Linked DNA regions of Homo sapiens: region 2 is linked to region 1. A link is a loop called in an ENCODE intact Hi-C map of the cell type or tissue named here. Cell type or tissue: Caco-2. All regions are shown on one strand. Each heading gives the region's core, and the rest is flanking DNA. Links, peaks and the distances in the headings are about the cores only.

Evidence for each region. Peaks named below come from ENCODE experiments on the same cell type or tissue, not always from the same donor. Only the 100,000 strongest peaks of a DNase experiment are listed, where the experiment ranks them.
Region 2: a loop joins it to region 1, with 11 times the contacts of the local background. A loop is called at or near these places in 1 of 110 quality-filtered maps.

The regions. Positions count from the first base shown.
Region 1 is chr21:32,428,365-32,436,482 of GRCh38, forward strand. All of the region lies in intron 1 of EVA1C (eva-1 homolog C), which reads left to right. Among named protein-coding and RNA genes, the nearest start is that of EVA1C, 20 kb to the left of the region's middle. In Caco-2, for the core only: no CTCF peak of the experiment used is centred there; a DNase peak (open chromatin) is centred at 5,037.
Region 2 is chr21:32,589,398-32,597,515 of GRCh38, forward strand. All of the region lies in intron 5 of CFAP298-TCP10L (CFAP298-TCP10L readthrough), which reads right to left. Among named protein-coding and RNA genes, the nearest start is that of TCP10L, 7.9 kb to the left of the region's middle. In Caco-2, for the core only: no CTCF peak of the experiment used is centred there; a DNase peak (open chromatin) is centred at 3,724.

The DNA of each region.
Region 1 (8,118 bases), core at 2,097-7,096:
AGGCTGGGTCTAAGATAAAACCAGACTGTGGACAACGGGACAGATAAGGCCCACATGGCTCTGCACTGCCTGGGTCTGTTACTGTGTGGAGGAATGTCTTAGTCTGTTGCTCCTGTGGGTGTAGCTAAAACACGAACCAGGAGCCTTCATCCTTAGAAAGGAGTCAGACAGACACCTGAGAACCAATCCCAAACTGCACCCTTCCCCTGAACCTCGTGGAACCTTCTGGAATGCAACTTATTACTGCCAGAGGGTCTTTGATGAGAGTCTACTCTCCACTATTTGTCTTCATTACCCACATATTCTCTTTCCGTGGAAAGGTAAGTTATTAGAGTTTATGCAGTCTGGTATATTAACTGAGAGCTTTACTTTAAAGAATGTCATGTTTACGATTCAGTCTCACAGACTGGGTTAAAAAGGCAGTGTTGACTATTAAGTTGTAAATTACTATAATGATCATTATTATTATTCAAGCAAGCTGTGAGGAATGAGCATTATCTCACAATATCTGCATTTTAGTGAACCTGAGGGAAGAGTGTATTTGCTGGAATTACAGAAGCCTGAGAACCACAGGGGAATTCTCACTGCAGGGCATTCAGGGTCCAAGGCTGATTCTATTTTGCATGCTCAATCCTTCCTCAATTTATTTTTATTTATTTATTTATTTATTTTTTGAGACAGGGTCTCGCTCTGTCGCCCAGAGCGAGATTGTCGCCTTGGTGCAATCTCAGCTCACGGCAACCTCGCCTCCCGGGTTTAAGTGATTCTCCTTCACTTAACCTTCACTTAACCCAGCCTCCCAAGTAGCTGGGATTTCAGGCACCCACCACAAAGCACAGCTAATTTTTGTATTTTTAGTATAGACGGGATTTCACCATGTTGGCTAGGCAGGTCTTGAACTCCTGACCTCAGGTAATCCTCCTGCCTCGGCCTCCCAAAGTGCTGGGATTTCAGGCGTGAGCCACCGTGCCTGGCCCTCAATTTTATTTTTCTATTTATTTATTTAGAGATGGATTTTTGCTCTTGTCCCCCAGGCTGGAGTGCAGTGGTGTGATCTCGGCTCACTGCTACTTCTGCCTCCAGGATTCAAGTGATTCTCCTGCCTCAGCCTCCTGAGTAGCTGGGATTATAGTCACGCACCCCTACACCCAGCTAATTTTTGTATTTTTAGTAGAGACAGGGTTTCACCATGTTGGCCAGGCAGGTCTCAAACTCCTGACCTCAGGTAATTCACCTGCCTCGGCCTCCCAAAATGCTGAGATTACAGGTATGAGTCACTACACCTGGCCCCTCAATTTAATTTTAATAAAATTATCAGGGAAATAAGCCACAAAAGGACAATGTGCAGACTTTAGAACAGAGCTGTCCAATAGAAATATAATGTAATCCACATGTGTAATATTAAATAATTTAGTCACCACATTAGAAAAAGTAAAAGGGGTGAAATGAATTCTCCTAGTAAATTTATTTAACCAATATATTCAAAATATTATTATTTCAACATTAATGAATACTTAAAAATTCTTAATGAGATATTTTATGTTCTCTTTTTTTTGCTTATGAAGGCTTGGAAATCTAGTGTATATTTTACACTAACAGCATATCTCCATTGAGATGGCCACATCTCAAGTGCCCAGTAGCCATGTGTGGCCTGAGGCCACGACTCTGGGCAGTACAGCTTTAGGTGAGACTAGGGCAGGGCAGAGGGGGGCACCTGGGATCAGGCGTGGAGCTTGGGGCCTTGTTTAGCACCCTTTGGTGAGGGCACTTTCTTTCCATAAAACCCAGGTCAAGCATGCCTCACAAAGGGGCCAGTGGAGGTGCCTCAGTTTACATGGGAGCTTGGCCTCTCCAGCTTGCCTTCTTACTGCCTGGAAGAAGACTGGTGCCCTCTCGCCTTCTCTAGCCCCTTTCCCAAGAACCCTCCCAGAATTTAGTCCTGTGAAGGGCCAGGGGTGCAAGGAGTCACCCACATAATGACAGGACCCGCCAGCAATACCAGAAGTTGGCCAGCCCTACTCATCCAAATTCCTTTCTGCAGCTGGACATCACAAGGGTTTCAGACTGCCATCCTGTGGCAACTCCATTTTGGGGTCCGGGGATGTAAGGGTTATTGTATTAGTCCATTCTCACTCTGCTAATAAAGACATACCTGAGACTGGGTAATTTGTAAAGAAAAAGAGGTTTAATGGACTCACAGATCCACGTGACTGGGGAGGCCTCATGATTATAGCAGAAGGTGTAGGAGGAGCAAAGTCACATCTTACATGGCAGCAGGCAAGAGAGCTTGTGCAGGGGAGCTCCCCTTTATAAAACCATTAGATCAGGCAGGGCACAGTGGCTCACACCTCTAATCACAGCACTTTGGGAAGCCAAGGCGGGTGGATCACCTGAGATCAGGAGTTTGAGACTAGCCTGGCCAACATGTTGAAACCCCATCTCTAATAAAAATACAAAAATTAGCCAGGCGTGATGGCTCATGCCTGTTGTCCCAGATTCTCGGGAGGCTGAGGCACGAAAATTGCTTAAACCGAGGAGGCGGAGGTTGCAGTGAGCTGAGATCACACCACTGCACTCCAGCCTCGGCAACAGAGTGAGACTTGGTCTCAAAAAAAAAAATTAGATCTTGTGAGACTTATTCAACGTCATGAGAACAGCAGGGGAAAGACCCACCCCATGATTCAGTTACCTCCCACTAGGTCCCTCCCACAACATGTGGTGATTATGGGAACTACAATTAGAGATTTGGGTGGGGACACAGCCACACCATATCAGTTACTGAGCTGGGCATCTTCTTTCTTGAATGCACATTGGCCTCTGAGGCACTTCCTGGTTAACCTCATTCCACAGCTGAGAAAACCCAGGCTTGGCACAGGCAAGGGATCTGACCCAACGTCTCCCATCTTATTAGTGGAAGGACCAAGACTGGACCCACAACTATGCTCCTGTTTTGAGTCACCATGCTGCCCTCAAGATCAGATCTCAAAACAAGCAGACATGGGGGGCTCAGAAAGTCCCCAGCCTAGAACTTTCCTGTCACCCAACGACACTAAGGGCTAAGCTGGCTGCTTATTATTCTGGATTCACACTAGAATGACCTTGGGGTGTGTTTCACACATGCCAATGTCTGCAGTTTCACCCCCAGCTAACTGACTATGGATCTCTGGGTTGGGGCCTGGGCACTGATATTCATGCAGAGCTTCTGAGATGATCCTATTACATCGCCAAGGTTGACACCTGCAGAAACATTGCACGCTTTTTCATTTATTTAGTTATTAAATATGTAATATTTATTATTATTTTTCCAGACACAGAAGCGTTGCAAGAATAGTACAAAGACATCCTTTATACCCTTCACTGAGATTCCCCAGTGCTACCATTTTACCCCATTTGCTTTATTATTTTCTAAGTGGCAGATAAGTTATCCTTTACCCCTAAATATTCCTGTGTATTCCTTAATAACAAGGACTTTCTCTTATATAACCAGGCAATGATCAAAATCAGGAAACTAACCCTGCTACAATACGGTTTTCTAATGTATGGACCTCATTCAGATTTTGCCAGTTAACCCAATAGTGTACATTGGAGCAAAAGATAATCCCAGATCATGAATTATTTTCAGTTGTTGTGTCTCTGTAGGTCCCTTTTAGCCTGGAACAGCTCCTCAGTTTTTCTTTATCTTTCATGGTATTGGTATTCTTGAAGAACGCAAGATGGTTATTTGATGGAATGTCCCTTACTTTGGATTTGGCTGATGTTTCTTGGTGGTGACATTCTTATGCATTTGGGGTGGGACTGTCACAGCAATGGTATCATGTTCTTCTCTGTGCATCACATCAGGAGGGACATGCTGATGGTTTACCCCATTACACCAAAGTGAATGTTGATCATTCAGTGAAGGTGGGCGCAGGTTCATTGCTTTATATTGCAGAAGCCGTCATCAGCCATACTTGCTCTGATTAACTGATCATCTTCCGTAGCCATTTATCTAACAAGGCTGTAAGGGTCTTGAACTCAGGGTAAGCAAGCCTTAAAGCAGAACAGAAGAAAGAAAGGAAGGCTCTGGAACCTGGAGCTTTGGCAAAGGGGGCAGGTCCAGGGAACGCACCACCAAAGTTGCTCCTGGCATTAGGATGAAGAGGAAGGAGAGCATTCTGTCTAGAAGGGGTTTGGGGTTAGCGAGAGGGGCATGGGAGAGTCAGAGTCTGCCCACTTGTGGTTTTGCTGAGGGCTACACTGTGGTAGGCAGGTCTTTCGTTGCTGCTCTTGAAAATGTTGTTCCGTAATCCTTCATCTAAAACAGAGCAATTCCCTTTTTCTCAGTTTTGGCCCCCTTGGCAGGTGCTTCATCTGTCTTCTGTTCTCTTATTTTTAGAGACAGGGTCTTGCTCTGTTGCCCAGGCTGGAGTGCAGTGATGTGATCATAGGTCACTGCAGCCTTGACCTCCTGGGCTCAAGCGATCCTCCTGCCTTAGCCTCCTGAGTAGCTGGGACTACAGGTGTGCACCACTGCATGTGGCTGATTTATTTTATTTATTTTAGTTTTCTGTAGAGACGAGGTCTCACTTTGTTGCCCAGGCTGATCTTGAACTCTTGGCTTCAAGGGATCCTCCCGCCTCGGCATCCCAAAGTGTTGAGATGACAGGCATGAGCCACCACGCCCACCTCTGTCTTTTCTCTTGGGATTAATGACTTCCACATTAGCTCCAGGAATAATTTCTGTTAAGGTGATGCCTGGCTTGACACTTCTGGTAACTCCTGCTGTTTATCTATTGCTTATCTCCAGAACCCATGTGATGCTTCCCACTTCAAAGTGCACTAACGCCAGTCAGCTTGAAGGCATCCCCTGAGCTGCTGGCAAACAAGGCCTTTTTACCCACAGATTAACCTCTTATTTGTTTTAATAAATGATCAAAACTTGGTTTGCCTCCTGTGCGTATGTTGGTTGGGGCCGAGACAGGGTGGTGGTGATTTCTGTTCACCTGGGATCTCAGGCCTCCTGGTGTTCCCTGAACAAAAGTGAGGCAGGCAGAGCAATGAGCAGTGTTCCCCGTCTGCCTCGCTGCCATCAGTATTTCTACCTGTGGTTGTCTCTGGCGCGTTATCAGGATGTGTCACTCCCTCGTCTTTGTTCCCTCTCCTTATATTTACCTTCACCTGGGCTGCTAAGTGCTGCGGGAGAAACATCGCGTTGTTGTGGAGATTGTGGCCACAACAAATTTAGGTTCCCCACCCTCAGGTTGTCCCTCACTGGTCTCTTCCTCATACCTTTGAAGAAAACAACTCGTGGAGGTCGTCATATTCATAAAGGTGAACATTTCACAGAGCAGGGCACTGTTGTGGGTTGAATTGCATTCCCTCTCCCACAAAAGACTTCTTGGAGTCCTGACCCCCAGCACCTCAAAATGTGGCATATTTGGAGATAGTCATTACAACGGTAGTCAAGTTAAAATGAGGTTGATAGAGTGGGCTTTATCCAGTATAATGGGTGTCCTTATGGAAAGGGGAAATTGGCCAGGTGCAGTGGCTCATGCCTGCAATCCTAGCACTTTGGGAGGCTGAGGCGGGAGGATCACTTGAGGCCAAGGTTCAAGACCAACCTGGCCAACATAGCAAGACCCCCATCTCTGTTAAAAAATAATAAAATAGGCCAGGCGCAGTGGCTTACACCTGAAATCTTAGCAGTTTGGGAGGCCGAGGTGGGTGGATCATTTGAGGTCAGGAGTTCAAGACCAGCCTGGCCAACATGGTGAAAACTGTCTCTACTAAAAATACAAAAAAATTAGCTGGGCATAGTGGCGGGCACCTGTAATCCCAGCTACTTGGGAGGCTGAGGCAGGATAATTGCTTGAACCCGGGAGGCGGAAGTGGCAGTGAGCCAAGATCGCACCACTGCACTCCAGCCTGGGTGACAGAGCAGGATTCTGTCTCAAAATAAATAAATAGGCCGGGCGTGGTGGCTCATGCCTGTAATCCCAGCACTTTGGGAGGCCGAGATGGGCGGATCACGAGGTCAGGAGATCAAGACCATCCTGGCTAACATGGTGAAACCCCGTCTCTACTAAAAATACAAAAAATTAGCCGGGCATGGTGGTGGGCACCTGTAGTCCCAGCTACTCGGGAGGCTGAGGCAGGAGAATGGCATGAACCCGGGAGGAGGAGCTTGCAGTGAGCCGAGATAGCGCCACTGCACTCCAGCCTGGGCGACAGAGCGAGACTCCGTCTCAAAAAATAAATAAATAAATAAATAAATAAATAAATAAATAAAATTTTATATATATATAGATATAGATATGGAAAGGGGAAATTTTGGACACAGATGCACACAGGGAGAAGGCCACATGAAGATTGGACTTATGCTGCCACAAGCTAAGGAGCTGGAGGAAGCTGGGAGGGAGATCCTTCCCTAGCATCCTCAGATGGAGCGTGGCCCTGACAATGCCTTCATCTCAGCCTTCTGGCCTGCAGGTGTGAGACGATGCATTTCTGTAGTTCTAAGCCACCCAGCTTGTGGTACCTTGTTATAGCAGCCCGAGGCATTTAATACAGCAGCATTCTGAGCCCTTCCCATATAAACTCTTCATTTAATCTTCACCACAACCTCCCTGCCCATAAGTGCTGTTGTTATTGTCTTCATTTTATCTTCGTTTTATCCATGATGTCTGCAGCACAGACAGGTTCAGTAATTTGCTCATGGTCACTTGAGATAATAAAACCCCACTCTAGGGAACCTCTCATGCCTGCTTCTGGCTATCACCTTTGCTCTCCCCTTTCCTCCTGTCCCCTTCCTCTCCATCTCCTTTATGAGGCCTTCTTTGTTGTCCCATCTCTTTTTTTGTATTTTTACATTTTATTAATTTTTTTTGTGGGGGGGAAATGGGGTCTCGCTATGTTGTGCAGGCTGATCTTGAACTCCTGGCCTCGAGCTACCCTCCTGTCTCAGCCTCCTGAGTAGCTGGGATTACAAGTGTGAGCCACCATACCCAGCTGTTGTCCCATCTCCTAAATGTCTGCCTTCCCCAGCATCCCTGCCCCACAGTTCCTGCCTCAGTAGCCCCTCCTGAGCCTCAGCCACCACCTGTGCTGATGAATTGCTGCTCGCCCTCCTCCCAGGCAGGATGCCCCATGGCCACTGCAGGCTCAGCCCATCCACAACAGATTCACAATGCCTGTCCTTCAGGGCTGGATTTCCTAGATTTCCCAGCCAACGGTACCACTGGCTGAAAACCCTGCAGCCATGCCTAAATCCTCTATATGCCCACGACCAACCCCTGCTGATTTTATGGCTAAATCCCTGTCTTTACAGTCAGGACCAGCTGCAGAATTTGCAAGGCCCAGTGCAAGATGAAAACATGGGCCCCCTTATTCAAAAATCAGAGGAAAAGCACTGCTGAAGTACTAACATATAAAGCATTTTCTTTCTTCTGTGGTCTCTGTGTCTCAATTTATCATGATACTGTCATTTGTTATTTAATGTCCTTCTAAGTAAAGAAAAATTCACATTTTAAATTACTAGCATGGATTATACTGTTCCTCTTTACATTGTGCAATGCCAGATTTAAATAGGAACATTGGACTCAAATGTGGAATCACAGAAATGACATAATTTGTACTTTGCATGTGGGTTTTTTTTGCCTCACAGAAACAGTGAGACGTTGCAGGAAACTAATTCAGCTGTTTTTTGTTTGTTTGTTTGTTTGTTTTTGTTTTTTCGCCTGAGACGGAGTCTTGCTCTCTTGCCCAGGCTGGAGTGCAGTGGTGAGATCTCGGCTCACTGCAACCTCTGCCTCCTGGGTTCAAGCCATTCTCCTGCTTTAGCCTCCTGAGTAGCTGGGATTACAGGAGCCCGTCACCACACCCGCCTAATTTTTGTATTTTTAATAGAGACGGGGTTTCGCCATGTTGGCCAGGCTGTTCTCGAACTCCTCACCTTGTGATCCACCCGCCTCGGCCTCCCAAAATGCTGGGATTACAGACATGAGCCACCACACCTGGCCATTCAATTGTTTTTGTTTCACTTTTTCACACCTATACAATCAACCACCACTCTCTACCTTTGGCTTACTGATGTGTAAGGAAGAATTGAAAGGAAAAATAACTATGACTCTGCTATCTTTG
Region 2 (8,118 bases), core at 1,580-6,579, 160 kb after region 1:
CTTCTAAACCATAGTTATAAGGCCAATAAATACATAAAACAATCTTCCTACTGCTCGCAGGCACCATGCTCTTCCTAATAGCTCTATAAGAACCCTTTATTGCTCGTGACCCTGTGTCCACATTATGCTATCTGATTATTCATAATTTTTCTCGGATCTGCTTGATATGAAACATGGATACAGCCATATTTGAAGGAACATGTTACAGGAAAAGAAACCCCGACCTCGGAATCTGAGGATTTGTATAATTTGGACTTTACACAAAATAATTATGTAATTTTGGGCAAGTCCCTTAATACAGTATTTGAACTCAATTTTATTGCCCCTTTTAGGTCTAAACTCTCAGCTGTGAGTACTAATTTGTGGCGTGATGGTGAGGTGAAATGGCAGAGGCCCATGGCACATCATTGCAGAATATGCGTTAGACTTTCACAAGTCATCAGTCATGAATTTCAGGATCTGGCTGCTTGTCTTCATGGGAGACGTCAGGTACAGCTTGCAATTAGCTAAGGGGTTCATCTTACAATACCTCTAATTACTGCTTTAGCTAAAAGCCCCCATGAAAGACACAAGTTTACCACATCATATGAACCCATGGTAAATATTTTGTGACCTGATACTTATCCAGTCAGTGCTCTGTTAGCCAGAACTAAATAGTTGCCAGAAAAATGAAAACTAATATTCATAATACTGGTCTTGAAATACTACAAAATCATGGGACAAAATCAGCTAGTCGGGAGACTGGAGTGGGAGGATCACTTGAGCCCAGGAGGCAGAGGCCGCAGTGAGCTGAGATTGTGGCACTGGACTCCAGCCTGGGTGAGTGAGTGAGACAATGTCTGAAAAAGAAGGAAAAAGAAATAAAGAAAGAAAGAAAGAGAAAGAAGAAAGAAAGAAAGAAAGAGAGAGGTAGGGAGGGAGAGAGGGAGGAAGGAAGGAGAAAGAGAAAGAAAAAGAAAGAAAGAGGAAAGAAAGAGAGAGAGAGAAAGAAGGAAAGAAGGAAGGAAAGAAGGGAGGGAGGGAGGGAGGGGAGAGGTTTGAAGAGGCTCACTCTGCCTGAAGACAGGAAGGGACCAGGAGCCGAGGCGCTCTCAGCCCCAGAAAGGGCAAGGAAGCAGAGCCCACCTCCAGCCTCCAGAACGAATGAGCCTGCCAAGGCCTGGGCTGTAGCTCCACGAGACTCAGCCAGGATTCTGACATACAGAACTGTATGAGAACACGATTGTTGTTTTAAACCACTACGTGTCGGTAATTTGTTACGGCAGAAACTCTTCTTAAATGTGCATTTCTAGGCCTCACCCGTATAAATTCGGATTCAATAGTCCCGGGCTGAGAATGTGAATTTTTAACAAGCGCCCCAAGTTACTCTGATGAGGTGCCGAGAATAACACTTTAAGAAAACATGGCTGACAGTAAGCAGCAGAAATATGAAGAAATAACCAGCACTACTAACTCTGCACAGACAGAAATGCAGGTTCCAGAGATTGATGAGGCTCTGATGATGAAGGGGCATCTGAGCCAGGATGGGTCTCACATTTCCAGCCAGAGAGGAAGGAGGAGGCTGAGTGGCTGCACAGTGGGGAAGCCCGCAGAGGGGAGAGTCTCCTCTCGGATGCACTGGGTCTATGGCATGGCTGACCAGGTGCCCTAATGCAGGAGGCATCGGAAACTGTGGGCTCGAAGCCAAGCTATAAGCGGCGCACTGAAGATACAGAGGAAGAGTTCGCTGCACAAGGTTGATAGTCAAGGGGGAAAAGTTAGATCGGGTAATTGGAGTTATGAGGAGAGCGGAACGGGGCAAGGATTCCAGTACTGGAGAATGTCTGGTTTACTGTAGCCAAGATATTTTAGTTTAGGGCATAATTTAAAATGCTCCCTTGACTCCTCCACCCCATGGAAGGTCTCAGGTTGAGGGGCCCAGCTAGTCCTGAATGAGGTCCTCTGTGACCACCAGCTCCTCTTCTCTCCTTCCCTCTGCCATAGTGAAGCTCTCTATTGTGGGATTTGGGCATATGAGGGGCAGGCCCACCTCCCCTAGATGTCACCTCTCTGCCTTCTGAGTATCAAGTCAGTCTCTTTCTCCCTAAGCCTCCCAAACTGTGGGGACTTACGTGTCAGTGTCATTTCAGTTGTTGTATGATTATAGATACATGAAAAAGGAATATTTAAAAATTGTCCTGACCTCCCTCCTCCCGACCCCTGTAGGAACCCACCACTTAACCACACAAGGGCCCAACTCATCGAGCATTACAGCTTGGGGAAGAAACGCCAGCCGCGAGCCAGAGAAACAAAAACGAGGGGCTGTCCCTAAAATGCAGGATCCAAGGGCCTGGAGCTGGAGAGAAATCAGGCAGCACCTCACAGAATCCAGGCTCACAGAAAGTCTGTTTCGATCAGAATTTAAAACAACCCTCTTCCTGCTGCAACTCTTCAGGCCACTGACAAGGTGACAGGATCACATTTTGTACAGGATACAAACATATTCCCTATGGGTGGACAAAACGACCCCGTAGCCCATCTACACCAAGGAGCTGCACCTGTGCCCTGTGTAGCCAGATGCAATTTTCTATTATTGGAAAATCCACTTTAAGTTGTTCCTTAGCAAATTCTTCCCAAGTACTGTTTCCTTTCCTCAATTCCTGGCCTAGCAAGTCTAGAAAGAAAACAAAAAGAATGTAAAATGTTCTTGGTTGACTTTACTCTTAATTACTAAAAAGCAAACAGAGAAAATTAAAATCAAACACATGCAAAAAATTCTTCTAGAGCCTTGCACACAATGCCAGTTCTTGAAATATTTCATAAAGCAAAGCTAATGAAATAAACAAAGACGTGGCTGAAAGGATATGCATTGTACTGTGCTTATGGAGCCACATTGCTCACTGCATCTCTCGCTCCACTGCCGCCGGGCTCATCTGCCAGAAGCCTGTTCCTGAGCTGATTGGGGTTCTGGTCCAGGGGTCCCAAGGAGCGAGGCCCAAGCTCAGGAGGACAAAGAACGACCACCTGGAAAGTGGCAAAAATCTGTAAAAAAATAAAATCTGAGTGGGCCCAAGGGGCACCTGGTCTCAAGAGCAAACGCTGTGTCCAGAGCCTCATGTCCGGAGGCCCAGCCCGACTCCCTGGCTCTTACAGCCCCGAAGCCCAGAGACCACCCCAGCCCGACTCCCTGGCTGAGACTTCCCGCCCGGATGCCGTGAGATCGTCCCAGCCCATGCTGAGGTCAGTTTGTGCTGTTATCTCTTTTTTTTTTTTTTTTTTTTTTTTTTTTGAGGAGTCTCACTCTATTGCCCAGGCTGGAGTACAGCGGCGCTATCTTGGCTCACTGCAAGCTCTGCCTCCCAGGTTAAAGCAATTCTCCTGCCTCAGACTCCTGAGTAGCTGGGACTGACTACAGGCGCCCGCCACTACGCCCGGCTAATTTTTTGTATTTTTAGTAGAGACGAGGTTTCACCATGTTAAGCAGGATGGTCTCGATCTCCTGACCTCGTGATCTGCCTGCCTCGGCCTCCCAAAGTGCTGGGATTACAGGCGTGAGCCATTGCGCCCAGCCTCGGGCAAGCCTATTAAAAACTTCCTAGTGTGCCTCCTCATTTGCACAAGGATGTGTGGTAAAGGGTTAACTCAGCAGGCTTGGGGTGTCCAAACCCTGCACATTCAGAGAAAGGTCTGGCCCTGTCCTTCTTCCCAGAGGATACCCTTTGAGCCCTTGGATTATCTTGCTTGATAAGAGTGTTTACGTTTACCTGCGGCCTCCAGCCATGGCCAAGAGTTCATGGAGTTCATGTTAACAGTGATTTATGTGGACCCTAGAGCCACACTACATCAATTTGACCTCTGGGATAGCTGGACTGGGTGACTAGGATTAGCCAGCGGAATGATTCAGGCCTATGTGACCGGCTCCCAGGAGAAGCCCTGGACCCTAAGGCTCGGGGGCTTCCCTGGCAGGTGGTGTTATGTGCACACTGGCACAGTTGTTGCCGACAGAATTAAGTGCACTGGTGTCTCCTTCAGGTCAGGACGGCGGGCAGCTCACAGCTGGCCTCTCCTGGACTGTGTCCCAAGCACCTTTTTCCTTTGCTTATTTTAATCTGTGTCCTTTTGCTATAATAAACAGTAACGTTCTGTGAATCCTTCTAGTGAATCATTGACCCTGAGGGTTGTTGGGGGCGTCAGACACAAAGGGGATAAGGACACCTGCCTTGACTGCCTCAGAGGGGTCACAGGGAGCTGAGATCCAGCTGTCACAGTGAGGCCATGCAAGTCTGGGGGTTCTTATGACACAGAATTCTAGTGAGGCAAACAGTACTTTCAGACTGAATAAAGGAGGGGTGTTATTCACTTCCAGCGTCTGTCATCTGCCGAAAGCTACGTGCCCTCTCCACGGAAGATACAGGGGCAGGATCTCCCATCCACAGCAGGCACACAGACTCCCAAAGGCCCTGTGCACAGAGCTCTGGATTAGGAACAGATTCCCCCCCCACCGCCCCCCGCCGCCGGGGAGAGCCCCACACTGCCTTTTCCTCTCAGGATGCCTGACACCATTTAGGGTGGGATGTGGGAAGCTGGCTTCAGGATCAGACCTGAAGACAAGTAGCTGACCTGGGGGTTGAGCCAGGGCTCACACCTAGGCCCTTCTCCAGGGGGGTTTACCAAAACCAGCCCCATGTCCTGTAGACCTGACTTTTGTCAACACACACATATATCCTCCCCTTATGCACAGGTGTTTATGTAAAAGCAATGTATGTTTATATGCCAAGGTGACTTAAAAATTACAAAGTGCGGTACAAACATGTTATTTACGTTGTGATGAGGATGACAAGGTTTGGATTTCATGCTGTGTGTAATGATGTCAGTTGGAGTTCTTCTTGGGATAAAGGAGGGCAGGCGGTCAGCACAGTTCCTGTTCTGTGAATCAAGGACCTTCGTTCAAGCAGTCCTTACTGGACACCTGTGTCCTCATCCTTGCTAATACGCCAACCAGCCACACACACTGCACCACAGAGTCCCTATGTCATACCAGCCCTGCAGGCACCTGTTTCTTGGCACCAAGTGTCTTTCATGAGTGTGAACCCATCTGATGTTAGTGGCCAGTGGGGAAAATGCCCATGGGAAGTGGAGTGTCGGGGGAGCCCGAGCCTGTGGCCTGGCCATTCTGCACAGTGAGTTGCGGCCAGTACGTTATGTGCTGATGCAATTCATAGCTGCTCAGCACGACTCTGCCCAGATTCCGTTTATTATCCTACTAAATAATTATTTTCATTGTCTTCATCTTTTTAATTGCACTACTGATGTCTTTATCTTAAAATCTGAAGAAGGCTCTCTCCATGGGGCAGACTTTGTCATTTACAAGCTAACTGGTGAGAAATTGAAGGGGAAAGTGCGATCACGTTAAGTGCCTTTGGAAGACCACAATCGGGATGCACAATCACTCAATTATAACTTGGTGGGAAGGGAAGCAGGGAGGTTTGAGGAGGTGAGAGGCGAGACTCTGGTTCAGAAACCTGTGCTCAGGCCTGAGTCCCTCTCATTGGCCGGGGGTCTTGCAGAAGACACGGCCTCTCTCTGAGCTCAGTTCCTGTATCTGCAGGGACCATGACCCATCAGCCAGTTGGTATGAAGAGTAAATGGGGGAACCCATGGGACAGCGTGCAGGAAACTCCAGAACGCTGCATATTTCTCTGCATTTTGTGTGTATGACAAGCCATGTGGGGGTTGTTATTTCCATCAAGCACTAGATGAAATCCATTCTGCTCGATTCTATCTAGTTGTTGCCTTCCTAGAAACACAGGAATAACCTGCAGCACCACCCCCTTCTGTTCTGTGGCATTGGCACAATCAAGGAATCTACTTTTGTGCTTTTACACATTGAACTGACAGGTAAGGTCAGGCATCGACTGTCACAGGGGCCAGTGGAGAGGTAGGAGGGACGCCCACATTCGATGAATCCTGCATCACGGTGTTGGACTTCTTGTTCCACGGTGTTGGACACTAAACTTGTTCACATTCAATAACTTGAGCACGAATAAAGGCAGCTCATAGTAATAACACCTGATGGGTACAGGCCCTGTGCTCTGCTCTAAACACTGCTCCTGTTACCCCTACAAGACATGGGCCCTGCATTTCACAAACATGAATTCTGAAGACCATGAATAACTGTTCTGGCCCAGCTCTATTGGGCCCTAACTCTGTGCCCGGGGTCGGGATGCGGGTTGTATTTGGAGCCCGTTGCAGATGCGGATTCGTCTGCTCCACGCAGGGTGCTCTGACGTACTCTGTGTGGCCTGGAGCTCAGAAACCTGTGCTGGACTCAGTGCCTGCAGACGCTGCCCCTGGGTAGCTGTTTTCCAGGCGTCAGGAGACATGCTCCAGAGGCTCCAGAAGCACAGACGGATCATGAGGTCAGGAGATCAAGACCATCCTAGCTAACATAGTGAAACCCTGTCTCTACTAAAAATACAAAAAAATTAGCCGGGCCTGGTGGCAGGTGCCTGTAGTCCCAGCTACTCGGGAGGCTGAGGCAGGTGAACGGCGTGAACCCGGGAGGCGGAGCTTGCAGTGAGCCGAGATCGCGCCACTGCACTCCAGCCTGGGCAACAGAGTGAGACTCCGTCTCAAAAAGAAAAAAAAGAAAAAGAAAGTGATGGAGAAAATGTTCACTATGGAGTCTCACATGTGGGTGGTGTCCGGTGCTGAAACTGAAAGAGGTTTCAGTTTTGTATGTAATATATACAAGGGTGAAAATAGTTTACATCACAAATCAGATTAAGGAAAATAAATGTATAGGGAAAAGAGTTAGCAGGTTGCTATATAATTAGATTAGTCAAATCGTGTTTCAACAAAAATCAGCAAAAACATTCTGTGAGCATCAATTGGTTATGTGGAGTTCATGATAGAGAGTGCAGCATATCTTATTACTTGTAAGCTGTATGCTACATATCCTTGATATCAGCAAAATTTATAACAAACTTACATCTGTATTTATATGCACATGTATTTTGGGAAAGCTATTGTTAAACATTTAAGAGTGTACCACTATCATGGCCAGGCACGGTGGCTCACGCCTGTAATCCCAGCACTTTGGGAGGCTGAGGTGGGTGGATCATGAGGTCAGGAGTTCAAGACCAGCCTGGCCAAGATGGTGAAACCCCATCTCTACTAAAAATACAAAAATTAGCCAGGTATGGTGGGGGGTGCTTGTAATCCCAGTTACTTGAGAGGCTGAGGCAGAGAATTGCTTGAACCCGGGAGGCAGAGATTGCAGTGAGCCGAGATCGCACCACTGCACTCCAGCCTGGGGGGTGACAGATTGAGACTCTGTCTCAAAAAAAAAAAAAAAAAAAAAAAATTAAAAGAGCGTACCACTATCTACATAAATACATACACTGAAAATGCATAATAACTTCAGCTGCTCTGATACCAAATGCCAACATCCATGAAAATGTCCTACAAGAGAGGGAGGGAGCTGCATCAATTGCGCTGATGACCCTGGGCCAATTGTCCTAAGATCTGTTAGGTCTGTGATCTGGGAGGGCCCTGGAGATCCTGAGGCAGCAGGTGAGGCCTGAGGCCTGGGACCCCAAACCCAGCTAAAACTAAAAACTAAAAACTCTTAAGTGTAGAGTTCAGTGATACTCACATTCTTGTGCAACCATCAGCACCATCCATCTCCAGAATGTTTTTATCTTCTCAAACTTAAACTCTATACCCATTAAACAGTAACTCTCCATCCTTCCCTGCTGTCCCCAGCCCCTAACAACCATCATTCTGCTTTGTCTCTGGATCTGACTACTCTAGGAACCTCGTATAAGTGGAATCTTACAGTATTTGTCATTTGGTATCTGGCTTATTTCACTCAGTGTAATGTCATCAAGGTTCATCCCTGTTGGAGCATGTGTCAGGATTCCCTTCCGTTGTAAGGCTGAATAATATTCCATTGTACGGATACACCACCTCTTGTTGACTCATTCATCCTCTTGTTGACTCATTCATCTGTGGATGGGCACTTGGGTTGCCTCCACGTTTGAGTTATTGTGAATCATGCTGCCGTGGACGTGGCTGTACTGCAACTGGTTTTGCATTTATTTGAATAGGTGGATTTCAAAGGTACAAAAGACCATC